Regions from separate parts of the Homo sapiens genome. Here region 2 is linked to region 1. A link is a loop called in an ENCODE intact Hi-C map of the cell type or tissue named here. Cell type or tissue: MCF 10A. All regions are shown on one strand. Links, peaks and the distances in the headings refer to the core of each region. The heading gives the core; the rest is flanking DNA.

Region 1 (4,399 bases), core at 90-4,089:
AGAAGATCAGAGTCATAGGTAATCTAAAACTGTGCCAAATCCAAAGTCATCTCTGTTTGGCTTGGAAATGAACTGGATACACTTTTTTTTTTTTTTTTTTTTTTGCAGCATATTTACCTTTTGGATTTTTTTGTGCTTGGCCAATAATAAAATAAATTTACATTATCTAAGCACACTAGCTGACAGCACGTGAAAGTGCACAGAAATACTCCTGGGGAAAAAGAGAAGCTAAGATCATGATACTAAGTTTGCTGCAATGAAGAAGGGATTTACCATACATTTTTATTAGTGATTCTCAGAGTTTAGAAGAGATTTTTTAAAATTGTATGGGGAACTTGTTAAAAATGCACATTCGCAGCTCCAACCATTTTATAGGTGAGAAAACTGAGGTTCAGATAGGGGAACTGACCTGCTCCATGTTGTAAAGTTGAGGGCACAATGGGAAGTAGGACCTAAGTCTCCACAGCTCCTCATATAATGTACTAGGCAGCGATAATAATGGAGTCCTCTGAGGAAGAGAATAGAGAGAGAAGGCCATGTAGAAGGCAGAATAATGAAACTTGGGGATATTTTCACATTTGGTAGGGTGAGAGAAGGAAAAGAAGACAGCAAGAATGAGAAAGTGAATGAAGTTAATTTCTTTGAACTTGGCTGATCTCTCAGAAACTTCTAACCCAGTAGTTCTCAAACTACTATGCACCCAGGTCAATTTGAGCACCTGTTGAAAATATGGATCCCCAGACAATCTGATTTAATAGGTCTGAATTAGAGCTTAAGTTTGTGTTCTTTTTTCTTTAAGTCAGCACCCCATGTGATTCAGAATTAAGTAAATGGAAAATCACATCTTGAAAAATATTTGTCTAACCTTCTAAGATCTTGAAGTTTACGTCAAAATGTTTTAAGGAAATACCAAGATCTTTGAAAACGTGGGATTTCCCCTGTTGAATTACTTGGGACCAGGGATGAACTTTGACAGCCCAAAAGCTGCTGTGAGTGAGCACTCTGTCTGAGTAGTGAAAGCATGGCATGCTGCTTGAGGATGCAGGCTTTAGCACTACACTGGTCTGTGTTCAAATCCTGTTTCTGACACTTACTAGCTAAGTCATCTCTGTCAAATTCTTTGCTTCTGTGTGCCTCAGTTTCCTCATCTGCAAAGTGGGAATAATAATAGTATCTGCCTAGTAGAATTGTTTTGAGGGCGGTCTGTAAAAGTGTTTAATTTAGCAATCACTCAAACACAGCTTAGATTATTACTTTTTTCTTTTTCAGCGTTGCTTGCATGGTGGATCTTTTGCTCAGGATAAATCATCTGAAGACTCTAAGGCAGTTACAGTGACCAACTTTACCTGTTTGCCCAGGACCGAGAGGTTTCCCAGGATGCATGATTTTGGTGCAAAAAGACAGGCCCAAGCAAACCAGGATGGTTGGTCACTCTGAAGGCAGACCTCTCTGAAGCCCTTCAAGTACTTATTTGCATACATAATATTTTTTACTGGTAAACAGTAGTTATCAGCTGCTCTGCTAATTCAACAAGGAATAATTGCTGAAGGTTATCTGATACTATACATCTAGTAGCTACTCCAACTAAAATTTCTAACTTGAGCAGCTTGCAGAGAAGTGCATGGGAGTGATGCACACTTCTGGGATTCCCGAAATTCCCTATATCTGGATTGTGCTCAGCTGTACTGTATATATTTCTTAACTAGGTGATAGATTTCTTTTTGTAAATATGTGGTTGTCTATTAATAGGATCACAATAGTCTCAGAATTCTATTTGGTGGCTCAATAAATGTAAGCTGAATGAATAAATGACTATCAATTGAAATGTCTTCACTTGGGTGTTTGGGAGACTTGATTTATGAAATTGAGAGGTACAGTTTGAAAACCATCTCAGACAGCAATTTCCTCCCTTGCACAGCACTAATTCTCTCTTAATGTGGCTTCCCAGAATAAAGGCATGACACAAGACAGGCACTTACCTTGTCTTGGTGAAAAGGCTCTTGAGATGCCTGTGAAGAGGATTTTCAGAGTTTCTAAATTTGGCCCTGAAGTCATCTGAGATGCGTATACATTCACATATACATATACATATACATCTGTCAAAAACAGAGCAATGCCAGGATAAAGTCACATATCTCACCCAGCTATGTCCCAGATGGGACATGACCTTTGTTGTATACACTCTTTTGTGGACTAGTGCTTTGTACATGTTAGGGTGATGAGGTTAAGGGTTTAAAAGGCCTTTCTTTTTAAAGATCCATTGTGTTTTCTCAGGCTGGAAAAATTGTCATCCTCCATTCGCCACTAGATGGCCCATCATTCAAAAAAATTCCTTGTTTTCTAAAAAAAAATTTAGGGAACAAGGTTCCCATAATGATTTGAGTATTCCCATCATGATTTTTCAGCCATATCATAGCAAATCACCATATATTCTTTCAGTATTTACTTTAAATTGGCTACTTTCTAACTTAAATATGCCTATTTTAGAAGTAAACTGGAAGGTGAACAGGAAAAAAGAGAGAAAGTTATACATAGATGAAAAATTCAATGGCCCTGGAGAGAAAGAGCTGCCTCAAGGATGAATAGGAAGGGGAACTGGGCCTGGAGTTGGTGATTCAGGACTCAAGGGGCCAAGATCAATAGTAGGCAGAAAGATAAAGGGGGCGGGTGAGAAAGAAGGACTCTCAAAACTGACACGGAAAAGCTGGGCCAGAGGTAGGAAGAGGGAGGCATGGAACCTGGGGGATAGAGAGCGGAGCTGAAACAAATATAGAAATGTTGGCACAAAATGTTTGTGTAAGAGAAGGCTACAACTGAGTCGGGCATACCAGAAGCTGAAAGAAAGGTGAAGCCTAGCAGTATAGTTTGAAGTCAGGTAGCGTGATGCCTCCAGCTTTGTTCTTTTGGCTTAGGAATGACTTGGCAATGCAGGCTCTTTCTTGGTTCCATATGAACTTTAAAGAAGTTTTTTCCAATTCTGTGAAGAAACTCATTGGTAGCTTGATGGGGATGGCATTGAATCTATAAATTACCTTGGGGAGTATGGCCATTTTCACAATATTGATTCTTCTTATCCATGAGCATGGAATGTTCTTCCATTTGTTTGTATCCTCTTTTATTTCCTTGAGCAGTGGTTTGTAGTTCTCCTTGAAGAGGTCCTTCACATCCCTTGTAAGCTGGATTCCTAGGTATTTTATTCTCTTTGAAGCAATTGTGAATGGGAGTTCACTCATGATTTGGCTCTCTGTTTGTCTGTTATTGGTGTATAAGAAAGCTTGTAATTTTTGCACATTGTTTTTGTATCCTGAGACTTTGCTGAAGTTGCTTATCAGCTTATGGAGATTTTGGGTTGAGATGATGGGGTTTTCTAGATATACAATCATGTCATCTGCAAACAGGGACAATTTGACTTCCTCTTTTCCTAATTGAATGCCCTTTATTTCCTTCTCCTGCCTGATTGCCCTGGCCAGAACTTCCAACACTATGTTGAATAGGAGTGGTGAGAGAGGGCATCCCTGTCTTGTGCCAGTTTTCAAAGGGAATGCTTCCAGTTTTTGCCCATTCAGTATGATATTGGCTGTGGGTTTGTCATAAACAGCTCTTATTATTTTGAGATACGTCCCATCAATACCTAATTTATTGAGAGTTTTTAGCATGAAGGGCTGTTGAATTTTGTCAAAGGCCCAAAACAGCATGGTACTGGTACCAAAACAGAGATACAGATCAATGGAACAGAACAGAGCCCTCAGAAATAACACCACACATCTAAAACTATCTGATTTTTGACAAACCTGGCAAAAACAAGAAATGGGGAAATGATTCCCTATTTAATAAATGGTGCTGGGAAAACTGGCTAGCCATATGAAGAAAGCTGAAACTGGATCCCTTCCTTACACCTTATACAAAAATTAATTCAAGATGGATTAAGGACTTAAATGTTAGACCTAAAACCATAAAAACCCTAGAAGAAAACCTAGGCAATACCATTCAGGACATAGGCATGGGCAAGGACTTCATGTCTACAACACCAAAAGCAATGGCAACAAAAGCCAAAATTGACAAATGGGATCTAATTAAACTAAAGAGCTTCTGCACAGCAAAAGAAACTACCATCACAGTGAACAGGCAACCTACAGAATGGGAGAAAATTTTTACAATCTACCCATCTGACAAAGGGCTAATATCCAGAATCTACAAAGAACTCAAACAAATTTACAAGAAAAAAAAAACAACCCCATTAACAAGTGGGCGAAGGACATGAACAGACACTTCTCAAAAGAAGACATTTATGCAGCCAACAGACACATGAAAAATGCTCATCATCACTGGCCATCAGAGAAATGCAAATCAAAACCACAATGAGATACCATCTCACACCAGTTAGAATGGCGATCATTAA
Region 2 (4,399 bases), core at 300-4,299, 180 kb after region 1:
CGGTGTTGCCCAGTCTTGAACTCCTGGCCTCAAGTGATACTCCCACCTTGGCTTCCCAGTGTTAGGAATAAAGGCATGAGCCACCATGCCTGGTCAGGTTTTTTGTATGGTTTATGAATATTCAAAAAAGGATCTGTCTTTCATCAAATACAGGGTATGTAGATTGCCTTTGACTATCCTCAAGCTCAGATTCTCTCTCATATTGGTTAGAACCCTTTTCAGCTCCATTGTTGGCAGGCAGGTTGATACACATAGCTTTTAACCTGTTTCACAGTGTCTGTCAGCTACTCATCTAGTGGGTTCTGCTGGACCCATATGGAATCGTCTACCCCTACTACAATGTTCTCAGATGCTCTGAACCAGATAAACTATGTGAAACAGTACAGCCTCCCACATGTGTTACTACCTGAGTGTTACTTGTGAGGGCTCCCACTCCTAGCACACAGTGTGCCAGTACCAATTCTGCCATTTCTGCCCTTTTGATTTTGGGGAATTAGAGTCTCCATGTGAATGTAGACCAGTTTTGAGAATTGCTGATTTCCTCTGCAAGTAGTAACCACGTAGTCCAAATGGATGTCCGGTTTGCCAGTTTCTAGATGAACTCTTGGCTTCTAAGCCATGAGGCTGACAGTTGTGGAAGGACTCAATGTTTCCTATCTTCTTTTAGGTTTCTGTGGGCTGCTGCATGAATTGGCCAGATTGTTTTTTCTCATTTCAGTATTAGGCTTATTGTTAATGGAGATTTCTCCCAGATCCTGGTAATAAGTTGGCCATCAGTTTAAGTTTTCAGTGTTTGGGGAATTTTATCTTTTTCTATATCTTGATAGGTATTTGAGTGGGAAATTGAGAGAGGCTATGTTAGTGATTGCTAGCCAAGTGCTATTTTAAAGTAGAAATCCAGTGTATATTTTAGATTAGAGCAGAGATTGGCAACCATTTCCTGTAAAGGGCCAGAGAGTAAATATTTTAGACTTTGCAAGCCATATGATCTCTGTGTTTTAACTATTTAACTGTTGTTGGAGCATGAAAGCATCACAGAAAAATGCAAACAAATTAGTGTGGTTGTGTTCAAATAAAACTTTATTTACATAAACAGGAGGACCAGATGAAAAAGTTCTGGAGATAGCTGGCAGTCATGGTTACACAACAGTGTGAATGTACTTAATGGCACTGAACTGTACACTTAAAAGCAGTTAAGTTGGAAAAAATTTTATATATATATGTATATATGTGTATATATGTATATATGTGTATATATGTATATATGTGTATATATATGTATATATATATGTGTGTGTGTATATATGTGTGTGTGTGTGTATATATATAAAATCATGCCAATAAAGAAGCCAAAACAGAAAAACCATATTTTGCTGACTCTGAGTTTAGAGGAATTAGATCTAGCATAGGCAGAGAGAGAGAGGAAGAAATTACATATGTACAGTAGGACAGTGACTCTGTTAATAAGCTAGAAGGCAGTGGGAGACATTTGAGTATTTAAGAGGAATACCATAATGGGGATGGTGAGATCTTGGAAAGCTACAATTCATCCTAGTGATGTCATCTTATGATCTTTACAGATGGAGATACACAAGAGTTCACATTCACATTCTTTGACATAAGGATCAGAGTAGGGCTTTTCTACTTCTCTAGAGGCTTGAGAAACCTCTGCAGCTGTCAGAAGTGTTCATATCAGAAACAAAAGCTAACCAGTCATTTCTTTTTGCTTGTAGTACAAATGGTGACTAGTGATGCTTCTGGTAGTTGATCTGAGCTCTTCCCAGGACTAGAAGATCCTAGCATTTTAGTTATTAACCACAGCACACTTACTCAATAAAAGAGCAGTCATCAGTCTGAGTCAACTGTTTATACAGCCTCCAGCCTAAGATTCTTCCTTATCAGCTAGAGACCTGGGCTTAAGAATTTCACAATGGGCTGGGAGCCTCTTAGAGAAACTAGCCTTTTGAGACTTTCTCTGAGTTGGGCTCTCTTGTTTGTTGTTGTTGTTTTTGAAACTGTCTCACTCTGTTGCCCAGGCTGGAGTGCAGTGGCGTGATCATGGCTCACTGTAGCCTCGACCTCTGAGTTGGGATATCTTGAAGGAATACATGAAGGAAAAGGGAACAGAGATTAAGGTTTTCCAGGCTTTGGGTTGTAATCAGACAGTTTAGCTGTATTCTGAACACCCAGCACTTAATGTGCTTGGTTATCCATGTGTATGTATCAAGGGTGGGGGAACTCATGGAGTGAGTCACTGAGTGGTATGGTTTAAATGGCAGGAAACTCTTCCCTCACCCCGCCTTGGGTAAGAAAAGGGCATAGCAGAGCGCTGACACACATCCCTCTGCTCCAGAAAGTGTACAGTACCCCTCTGCTCCCCACTGAAACCCTAAAGTTGTTCATCTTCATGTGTGCCAGGAAAGGAGTGGATCTGTGATGCAAATAGGATTATTTGGTCATATCTGCTGACTCAGTCTAAAGAAGCTTTTGAAGGGGATGAGATGAAATTTCATCTATGCTGCAGAGAGCAGGAGGTGCATTGCTGGATGGAGAGAGGACTGTAGGCTGCATGTGAGCCAAGGTAGACGAGGGAAGCATGGGGGTGGGCATGAGGAACTGGGGCAGCCTGACACGTGATCTTGGCATTGCAAAACTGATATCCTGTTGGCCTTTGGGCCACATGATATGATGACAGTGCAGTATCCCCATGGCCCTTTCTTTTTCTAGATTTCATTTATGATACTCTCAGATTTTTAAATAGCATGACTTTCCCCAGGGAGAAATTCAGACCTCAGGTCTCTAGGACTGCTCTGAGGTCATGAGATAGACTCAGTTTGAACCTGTTGAGTTTAAATGTCTTGGAATGATTTTAGCATCTCAGTACCCCCTTTCCCAGTGCTCATCTGGTCAGCTGCTCTGGAACCTGAGGGATTCTAAACTGAGACTTAGTTTGGGGTCATATGCAGTTAAAAAGGGACAGTCTTTTGGCACCTTCACCTCGGAGGTGGCTGCTTTTTGGCTTAGCGTTGGACTCATCACTGAAAAAGATAGTTGAGAGGTTGTTTTTGACCTGAGCAGCCTTATTAAGACTCAGTTATTGGCAAAGGAGAGAAGGCTCTGCTTATAAATGTTGCAGATTTAAAGGGGAAAGAGGAAACCACAGTAAGTAAAGAGCGATTCAGGGAGACCAGTTTCTCTTTTTTATTCAGAATGCTGCTCAGGTATCTGCTTTCCTAGGAGCCACCTTATTGTCAGGTTCTGCCTTCGGTTTATGTGTATTCTTCCCTTAATTCTTAGAAGAGGGAAGATGCTTTGGGGTTGTTCACAGGTTCCCATTCGACATAAAATAGAAGCTGCCTACCTTTACATATACTCAGTTTTATCTTCTCCAAGTCTCCCAGAAGTTCTCTTTGAAAGTTCCTAGAGCAGGGACTGCTTTTATTTTTTTTCCTTCTCCTAGGCTTTAAGCATGTATTTAGATGTATGTCACCATTGGGTAAAAGAAAGGCTAAAGATTCAGATAACTTTTCCCATCTGTGGAAACATGGAAAGCAGTACTCAGCAGAGGAATGAGGACTGATTATTTTGGGCCTCTTTTTACTTTATCCAAGTGAAGAATCTACTGTGCTATATATTTGTCAAAAGCAATTCCAAAGGGCAGGGGTTGGGGGAAAGCAGTACGGCATAATAAGATTTGGGCAAGTTAGATAGGAGCTGTGCAGTTGGTAATGAAGAAGCAGAACTGTTTCTTTCTCATTATAAAAGTAATCCATGCTAATTGTAAGGAAAAGAAATAAAATATTATAGAAAGCAATAAAGAATACAATAATAATAACTGATAATTCCTGTTAATATGTTGGTATAATTTCTTCTTAGTTTTCTGTAGGTATAGATTTCGGCTCACTGCAACCTCTGCCACCCAGGTTCAAGCGATTCTCCTGCCTCAGCTTCCCGAGTAGCTGAGATTACAGGCACTGCCACCACACCCGGCTAATTTTTGTATTTTTAGTAGAGACAGGGTTTCACCATATTGGTCAGGCTGGTCTTGAACTCCTGACCTCATGATCCACCCACCTCAGCCTCCCAAAGTGCTGGGATTACAGGCGTGAGCCACCATTTTTAGAAACAAAATAAAGATCATTCTACATATGATACTTTGTAATATTTAAAATATAACGGGATTGTTTACCCATCTAATTAAGTATTCTTAACATGATTTCTGATGGCTACATAGTATTCCATTGTTTGGATGAACATAATATAATGTATTTAAACACTGTTCTGTTCAATTCAGCATTTGATTTATCGGGTAGACATGTTTTGAAGGGATCTTGAATAGTACAGTGGAATTAGAGTTATAGTTGCGGTTCTGCTTAATTCTTAGCTCTGTGATCCTGAG

The links. Peaks named below come from ENCODE experiments on the same cell type or tissue, not always from the same donor. Only the 100,000 strongest peaks of a DNase experiment are listed, where the experiment ranks them.
Region 2: a loop joins it to region 1, with 7 times the contacts of the local background. A loop is called at or near these places in 1 of 110 quality-filtered maps.

The regions. Positions count from the first base shown.
Region 1 is chrX:109,908,916-109,913,314 of GRCh38, forward strand. No RefSeq gene overlaps it. Among named protein-coding and RNA genes, the nearest start is that of TMEM164, 92 kb to the right of the region's middle. In MCF 10A, for the core only: a CTCF peak has its summit at 2,300 (motif pointing right); no DNase peak of the experiment used is centred there.
Region 2 is chrX:110,085,370-110,089,768 of GRCh38, forward strand. The region is part of intron 3 of TMEM164 (transmembrane protein 164); the gene reads left to right. Among named protein-coding and RNA genes, the nearest start is that of MIR3978, 5.5 kb to the left of the region's middle. In MCF 10A, for the core only: no CTCF peak of the experiment used is centred there; DNase peaks (open chromatin) are centred at 1,882 and 2,412.